Linked DNA regions of Mus musculus: all the other regions are linked to region 2. A link is a contact called in ENCODE POLR2A ChIA-PET data. All regions are on one chromosome and are shown on one strand. The core of a region is the stretch at or near the end of the contact, and the rest is flanking DNA. Distances in the headings are between cores, read along the strand shown.

Region 1 (2,700 bases), core at 173-2,672, 95 kb after region 2:
TGCAATCCCTTCTAAGATTCAGATGTCTATTTCCACGTCAGCTATGTATTCCTGCCTTAGTATGATGACCACTGACTCCAGGAAGATGCTTTCCCACCAGTCCCCACCTCAACTCTGACCCTGGACAATCATGCACTATTCCATTTTATTTTATTTTGTTTTATTTTATTTTACTTTATTTTATTTTGACAAGGTCTCACTATTCAGTCCTCACTACCTAGAACTCTGTGCAGACCAAGCCAGCCTTGAGCTCACAGAGATCAGCCTGCTTCTGTACCCCAAGCACTAAGATTAAAGGCCACGCTCAGCTTTTCCCTTCTTTTAAAAGAGTCAAAGGGCTGGAGAGACGGCTCAGCGGTTAAGAGTACTGGCTGCTTTTCCAGAGGACCTGAGTTCAATTCCCAGCAACTACACGATGGCTCACAACCATCCATAAGGGATCTGATGCCCTCTTCTGGCACACAAGTGTACATGCAGACAGAGCACTCATTTACCTAAAATAAATCTTTAAAAAAAAAGTGTCCAGTTGTTCCATCTCCTGACATTTCCAAGCCATAGCTTCTCTCAAATGATCAGAGACCTTTGATTCCTGGGAGGCAGAGGCAGGTGGATCTCTGAGTTCAAAACTAGCCCCCCTGATAGACATAGTGAGTTTCAGGCCAGCCTTAGCTAGACAGTGAGGCCCTAGCTCAAGTTAGATAAAAACAGAATGAAGTCAGAATTTCCTTTAAAGAGCCTTGTCTAAGAGGCCATGGAGCCTCAAAACTGGACCGAAGGAAATGTTCATTATTTACTGTTCGGATCCAACCGATTATTCTTCAATTCCAAGGAGTGTTTGTGTAGGACTGATTAGACAGAATAATATACTGTCTCCAGCTGGGTGTAGTGGCAGGAACCTGTAACTTCTCTCATCAAGGAAGCTGAAATAGGAAGCCTGCTGTGAGTTCAGGGTCAGCCTGGGCTACATGGTGACTCCAGGCCATCTTGGGCTACATAAGACTTTGTATAAAAGGTACCATATGTCTTTAATCTCAGAACTCAGGAGGCAGAGGCAGGATGAACTGTTTGAGATGCAGTCAGTCAGGTCTACATAGCAAGTTCCAAGCCATCCAGAGGTGCACAGTGAGACCCAGTCTCAAATAGCTAAATAAATTGAAGGGATAAAAAGGAAAACAAACAAACAAACTACAGCTTCCAGTAGGCACTACTTTGAAACAACGGAAAGGGTGTGTAGGCACCGCTGCACCTGTATCGTGGAACACAAACTACAACTCCCAGGGTAACAACATCTCAGCAGGGTGAGAGGCGTGACTGAACGAACTCTCACAGGAGGCGGAACCAGTCCGGAGCCACCCAGACAGCTTCCAGAAAGGGCGTGGACATGTGACCACCAGGAAGTTACCTGTAGAATCTTTTATGTTGCTTTCTGTCCACCACCTTTGAAGCTACCCCTTCATCGGAAAGCCGCGGACCAATAAGCCCTTCTCAAAAAGAGGTAAAGGGAGGTGGGCAAAGGCTCGTGGTAAAGATTGGCTATTGTATTCCCAGGAGGGACCAAATAGCCTTTTTTTTTTTTTTTAACCTGCTGAGTCAGGTGAACCGATTTACCGTGGGGCAACCTGCTTAGAAAAAACCGAAGGCAATAGTCATTTGTTCATCAGGAAGACTAAATACAGATCACATCATCTCCAAGACCCACTTGTGGCCTGTCTGTAACCCTTGATCTGCCTCAGAGGGAGGGGAAAACTGGACAAGTTTGGGGCCGCAAAAGAAAGGCCTGCCAAAGCTAACTGCACCAAACGCTAGCGAAGCATGGCTTCCACCGTCTGGGGGGGTGCCCCCTGGTGGGGACCACCGCCCCCAGCCCCAGCCCGGCCTCTCACAGACATAGATTTCTGCTCGGGCGCCCAGCTGCAGGAGCTCACTCAGTTAATTCAGGAGCTCCGTGTTCAGGAGAGTTGGAGTGAAGGGCCCAAGCCTGGAGCTGATCTTCTCCGAGCCAAGGATTTTGTCTTCGCTCTACTCGGTAAGTGTGGGAATTTGCAAACCCCAGCCTCGCCATTTCCTGCCCCGACTTTGAACCAGGATACCTTCACGACCCTTTCTCTTCTTTAGGTCTGGTTCACCGCCAAGACCCTCGTTTTCCACCCCAGGCAGAACTCTTGCTGCTTCGTGGTGGGATTCGCGAAGGTTCCCTAGATTTAGGGCACGCCCCCTTAGGTCCCTACTCCCGGGGACCTCATTATGATGCCGGCTTTACACTCCTTGTGCCTGTGTTTTCTCTGGATGGCACTGGGCCCGAGCTGCTACTGGATCTGGAATCCTGTTCTGCATGGCTCCGCCTTCCAGAACTGATGCGTGGAATTTTGGTCCGGGAGGCCTGGCAGGATTGCTTAGGACCTCCTGTCCCAGAAGAAAGTGATATGACTCACCAAACCCATAGCAAAGAGAGTCCCACCGACCGGGAAAACTCTGTAGATCCGTCACATGATTATGTCCCTGAACCTGAGCCACACATGTCTTTGCAAAAATCATCTAGTGACCTTTCAGAGTCCCAATCGTCTTATAAGGACATTACCAATCCTGAAACTCCTGAGCCATTGGAAACACTGAGCAGCGACGCCTTGGACGCCGACGAAAGCCAAGTCCCAAAGCCGTCGGAGGCTCCAAAGGCATGGCCCACATTATGCCCGACCCAAG
Region 2 (2,781 bases), core at 147-2,646:
CGGCTCGCTATCGGTACCTGGAGGCTCGGTTGGAGATGCAGACCTTCTGGCAGTCCTACCGCTTCTCCCTCCCGTCCCCTCCCACTCCCCTCCACACCTCGTTTCAGCTGCCCCGGCTTTGCACCTTGCGGTCGATGCGGACGGTGAAGACGCGTCCATCGCGCAAGGGTTCTCGGCTCAGCACCAGCCCGTGGTTAAACTCTTGGCCCGGCTGCTGCCGCCGCGCCGTGCGCCCGCAGGCCGACAGGCTGACCAAGCGCCCGGTGCGCGGGTGCAGCTCCCCGCCACCGCCGAGACCCCCGCCGGACCCCAGGCCTGGTCCGCTGCTGCCAGGGCCCCCACCCCCGCCGGGCCCCGGTCCTGGCCCGGGGCCCGCCCCAGAGCCCCCACTCCCACCCGACCCCGCCGCCATCGCCGCTGATACCGCGGCCGCGCGACAGCCGCGCTTGGCGGCACCGTGGCAACCGCGGCGGCCAGACGCCCTGGGGGAATACGGCCGGGGGGCTGGGGCCTGGTGTGCTTTACGGCACTGAAGCGTCCGCAGCTAAGGAACCGAGGTCTCTCACGAGGGGAACGGAAGGACGACGGGGTCGGGGGACTGCTTTACGGCCCAGCGGGACGACAGAGGCTACGAGAGCCGGGAAGATTTGGGCTGCTTTTGCGACAGTGGATGGCAGAATCGCCCGCCGCAGGCGTCTTTGCGACGAAGGCGTGCTGGCGCCCAGATACACTTTGCGACGTCGCCCGGCGCCTTGGACCCAACCCTTGTTAGGGAAAAGCGACATATTAGAGCATTCGCCTTAACGCAAGGGCTGGTGGCTTCCCCTAACACCGCACGCTTTAAGGCGATGGAAGTAAACGCTATCTTCGGGACAGAGAAAAAGTAGTTTTATAAATCCAAGTCTCAGCCCTTCACAGTGCCGAGGCCGGAAATGTCGCAATCCGATCACGCATCACACCTCTCCTTGACCCAGTCTCGCACCTCACCCCGCTCCGGCCCCACAGACTTTGCATCACACCTCTCCTACCCGCACACATTTCAAGGCCAACTTGAGCTCTGTGCCAATGAAACTCTTAAATCTTAAAAGTTACTAATAAAAATCCTAGCGGTGTCCCGTTGGGTAATCTCAAGGGACAGAGCGGACACCTCTGAGAGGTTACCTGAGAGCTATTAACAGAACCCAGCCCTACTCAGGCTCTCCCTGGTGTTGCGGGGCTGTGACATCACAAGGCTCCTCACCGCTGGCCAGGCCCCTTGACTGTGATTGGTTGATTCGGAGAAGGGCGGTGATGGAGAAGGGCGGGAACAAATTACAGAGACAAAGAAAGTCTTGGGGTGTAACAATAAGGGAAGGGTGTGCGGAGGAACTCCCAGGCTGAAGTCTGATAGTCGACCTTTCACCTGCCTCAGCGCCAGGGAGAAGAGGCAGAGGAGGTCCGGTCTGACCCGGAGCCCCCAGCGCCCACCGCCCGCCGCGATGGGGGCAGGGCCAACGGGCAGGGCTATGTGCAGCTAGAAGGGTAGGCAGTGGAATTGAAGTGGTTACCAAGTTGAGCTATGGAGAAGCCGGAGTCTCTCGCACCTGTTAGTGGCCTCAGTGCAGAATCCCCTGGGGGGGTTTCTAGGGCAGTACCTGGCAGTGCCAGAGGTATGCAAACAGACACCGGATTACCCCCCGGAGTAGCCTTGCTTCGCGGTCCTGGCTCCCTCTTGCATTCCGGGAACCCTGTAGTCCGCAGTCCTGGTCCAATTCAGCCCTCTGAAGGGGCAGTGACCCTCAATTCAGGACCCGCTCCGCAACTTCAGGAGGTTGCAAGCCTTGGGTCCAGCACATCCCCTGGCACTGGAACTGGTGCAACTAAGGCGTCCACCCCCGGGCCGGAGGAGGCTAAAGTGTACAGCTCGGAGAGTAGTACACACTCCGGGACATCTTTCACGGAGCGGCCTCGGAGCATCCTAAAAAACAGCAGCTCCATTTTGATAAAGAAACCCCCCGGTTCGGAGAAGTAAGCAACTCAGCTGGTTTTTTTTTTTTTTTTGTTTTTTTGTTTTTTTTTTTTTTAATGGTTTTAGAGCTTTATTGTAGAAAGGCAGGGGGAAAGAGCGAGGGAAGGAGGGCTAGAGAGTAAGAAAGGTGAGAGCTTAAATAGCAGCAACTCAGCTTTTAGCCAGCAGCCCTGAGACGGGAGGGAGGGAGGAGTTCAGGACACCTTGAGCTGAAGCCAAGAAAAAAACAGAGTCCCAAGGCCCTGGTTAGGGAGAGGTGGTGAGGTCAAATAGGTTGGAAATCTGAAGTTCCATGACTTGGAGAGGGCAGCAGGTGTCACAGGAATCCTGGCCACACAGCACTGATTATCACTGGGTATCTGGCTCCCATCCTAGCCTCTACGAGGGAATATAAGAAGAATTTTTTGAATGCCGGGAAGAATGAAGGAGACCTCTCTGTTAGGAGAGGGTCGCCAGAAGAGCTTCCTCCTTTGCTCCTTCCCTCACCTTAGGAAGTCTCAGCGCTGGGATGAAATGAACATCTTGGCTACCTACCACCCTGCTGACAAAGACTATGGCTTTATGAAGGCGGATGAGCCCAGAACCCCCTACCACAGGTGCTAAGCCCTAGCTTTTGAGCCTAAACTGTATTCTAACATGTGGCTATGAGGAAGAGGCAGAGAAGCCTCGGGGCACAAACACTGCCTCCTCCTCCTCCTCCTCCTCCTCTGCAGGCTGCAGGACACCGATGAGGACCCATCTGCAGAATCTTCTCTCAAGGTGACTCCTCAGTC
Region 3 (2,732 bases), core at 93-2,592, 80 kb before region 2:
CATGTTCATTAAGAAGTGATGGTAAGCCAGGCGTGATGGCGCACGCCTTTGATACCAGCACTGGGGAGGCAGAGGCAGGTGGATTTCTGAGTTCGAGGCCAGCCTGGTCTACAAAGTGAGTTCCAGGACAGCCAGGGCTGGGGGCAGGGGCGGCGGGGAGGAATGGTAGCTGAAACAATGTTTACCTTGGAGAAAAGCTTGAGGGAGAGAACCCAGAGATACCTGGGTTCATCCAAACAGTCTCTACACTCCAAGTATCCCTTCATAATCGCTAGAGTCGCCTGGAGAAACATGCCCACCTTCAGATGCAAGCTCTCCAGCTAACAGCCAGCTTGTCTAATGAGACACCCAACTTTAATGTGCATCTGACAACTAAAGATGCCTATTGGAAAAGCATCGTTTTCTGTCCCAGGGTCTTAATAATAAGCCCATACACACAAGCTAGAGAATTCCAGAGCCTTTTTGGAGGAGCTCCTTCACACCCAAGGCTTTTCCTCAAGTTCCAATTCCTGCTCCATATGCCCTTCTACCCACCCACACCACTGACAAAGGAGTCTGACTTTCAACAGGAGGGTCTTTCCAAAGCCCATATCAATAGTTCTGGCTACCAGCAAACAGGTGTTCCCGGCCTCTTCTTTCTTTAGCAACAACTCTAGCTTTCGTAAGGAGAGCACCATTCTAGCCCCCGAGAACTGCCAAATCCTATCCCATTTAGGCAGATTAAGAAAGAAAGCAAACCCAGTAAAAATCATGGTTCTTTTATTAAGGGCTGAACCTTGCTTAAAGGTGTCCTACTTCTCCAGCGGGTAAAGCTCTGGCCAAGGCTCCCTTCCTAGGCCCAAAGCAGAGGCCCAGCACTATCCAAAATTCCGCGAGCACCGCGGACAGAGGACCCCACCACTGGCAGCACCCAAGCAAACTCACCGTGCGGATCTGCCTCCGCAAAAGGTAAATAAAGAAGCTCCAGAGCTTGGCGGCGAAGGCCACGAACGTGCGCAGCCCCAGCAGACACTGCGTCCGCATCATCCCGATGACCCCGGCACCGCCGGCCCCGGGGCCCCCGCGGCCCAGCTCCGCCAGCCCCCCGGGGGCAGCCCCCCGCCGCAGGGAGGGGGAACGGGGGCCCCGAGCGGCAGGAGAGGCTGCAGAGATGAGCACGGAGTGGGTGGCTTAGAAAGCCACCCCCAGCGAAGGGAAAGCCCAGCGGAACCGGGAACTGGGGGACTGGCGTGGGCAGCCCGCGGGGGCCCACATGAGCGGGAAGTGGCACCGACGACTTCGCGTGGGCTGCAGGCCGAAACAGGTCGGGCTAGGACAGGGTCCTCTGAGACCAGGAGGGAAGGGGATGGAGAATTGGGGGAGGGGGCAGTGGGGGAGGGGGCTAGGGAAAAGGGAGGGAGGGAGATGGGAGGGGAAGGGGGAAGCGAAGGGTGGCCTTCTGCGCAGGCGCGCTAGGGGTCTGCCCCGGGAAGGGGGCGGGCGGGGGCGGCGGCGGCGCGCGGTGGGCCGCGGCGATTCTCGGGGGCCCCCTGGGCGCAGGAGCTGGGGAGGAGGGGGAGGGGGAGCCGAAGGGCACGGATCGCTGGGCCGGAGTGGCCTCCCCCTCCCCGAGGTCAGGATCGCTTAGCCGCTGAGGAGCGGGGCTGCAGCCTCTGCAGCTAGGCTTCCCACTCTGACAGGCGCCATTTTACCGCCCAAAGGGCTCCCTCCTCTCTTCCCTCCTCCTCTTCCCCTCTGACATTACTTCCGGTAGTGACGTGTATTCACTTCCCCGGGATTGCTGTTTCCCTCAATTCATTCTGAGGAGGGAGGGGAAAGTTAAGGAAAGCTCTCTGCTCTGACCCCGGGGTGCAGCGTTACGCACGCGCACTAGGTTACTGCGGGGCGGGACCTGGAGAGAAGCCAGGCGCCGTGTGGGCGGGGCCGAGTGACATCATTTATTCCCAGGTTCGAACCTTCTTCGGGATTGGAGCTCGTGAGACCTCTGTCCTTGTCCCCATCCCACTGATAACTGTTCCAACGGCCCTTCTGGCTCCAGTCATGGTGCAAGAGTAGATTAAGGATGTTGTCTCTAGGACTGTGTACAGAGACTCTGGAGCGGCCCCTCCGTGTAAGCCCCCTGAGAATACGGAGCATAAAAAAACCAGGCTCCTCTTTCCGGACTTTGCGGTCCTTTAAGGTTGGAAGCAATCGTAAGTGCCCCGCCTCCTCGGTGGTGACGACATCAGAAGGCGTCCTGAGGCGTCAGAGATGCTGGACTCGTTGTTGGCCATCGGTGGTTTGGTGCTTTTGCGAGGTGAGGGATCAAGGCATGCGGTGGTAGCCTTGGGCTTGGCTGAAGGAGCGGGAGCCTGGAGGACCCGCTGGGGATGGATACCCAGCTAGGGGTGGAAGTCGTGGTCGGAGCCCTGAGGGCTCAGTAGGTCTCACCCATCCTTGGCTCTCCCCAGATTCCGTGGAGTGGGAAGGGCGTAGTCTCCTGAAGGCTCTTATCAAGAAATCTGCACTTCGGTGAGTTAGCCCACAGTTTCTCCTCTCCTTCCCGGAAAGGGAGCCGGTACCCCCACTCTTCAATATATTTCCTTCATCTCTGCCTTAGTGGGGAGCAGGTCCACGTTCTGGGCTGTGAAGTGAGCGAAGAAGAGTTTCGCGAAGGTTTCGACTCTGATGTCAACAGCCGGTGAGTATACATTAAAACAGGTTTCATTCGGACTACAGCTGCTAAGGACGTC

What was found. ChIA-PET counts read pairs that join two places held with the same protein, here RNA polymerase II (POLR2A).
Region 1: POLR2A ChIA-PET joins it to region 2 with 10 read pairs in embryonic stem cell. The contact joins the promoter of Tmem102 here to the promoter of 2810408A11Rik in region 2. POLR2A ChIA-PET finds 5 or more read pairs at or near these places in 3 of 5 experiments (Patski and embryonic stem cell).
Region 3: POLR2A ChIA-PET joins it to region 2 with 20 read pairs in Patski. The contact joins the promoter of Ctdnep1 here to the promoter of 2810408A11Rik in region 2. POLR2A ChIA-PET finds 5 or more read pairs at or near these places in 3 of 5 experiments (Patski and embryonic stem cell).

The regions. Positions count from the first base shown.
Region 1 is chr11:69,804,346-69,807,045 of GRCm38, reverse strand. Tmem102 (transmembrane protein 102) reads left to right here and starts at 1,422. Exons shown (of 2, transcript NM_001033433.4): 1 at 1,422-2,026; 2 at 2,116-2,700. The coding sequence starts at 1,813. G630025P09Rik (RIKEN cDNA G630025P09 gene) reads right to left here. Exons shown (of 1, transcript NR_027913.1): 1 at 1,008-2,700.
Region 2 is chr11:69,899,529-69,902,309 of GRCm38, reverse strand. It overlaps 2810408A11Rik (RIKEN cDNA 2810408A11 gene), which reads left to right and starts at 1,396. Exons shown (of 9, transcript NM_001382461.1): 1 at 1,396-2,007; 2 at 2,500-2,604; 3 at 2,722-2,781. The coding sequence starts at 1,559. Neurl4 (neuralized E3 ubiquitin protein ligase 4) reads right to left here and starts at 494. Exons shown (of 29, transcript NM_001013414.3): 1 at 125-494. The coding sequence starts at 412.
Region 3 is chr11:69,979,778-69,982,509 of GRCm38, reverse strand. Ctdnep1 (CTD nuclear envelope phosphatase 1) reads right to left here and starts at 1,342. Exons shown (of 8, transcript NM_026017.2): 1 at 925-1,342. The coding sequence starts at 1,026. It overlaps Elp5 (elongator acetyltransferase complex subunit 5), which reads left to right and starts at 1,275. Exons shown (of 9, transcript NM_018740.2): 1 at 1,275-1,303; 2 at 1,948-2,296; 3 at 2,451-2,511; 4 at 2,600-2,680. The coding sequence starts at 2,251.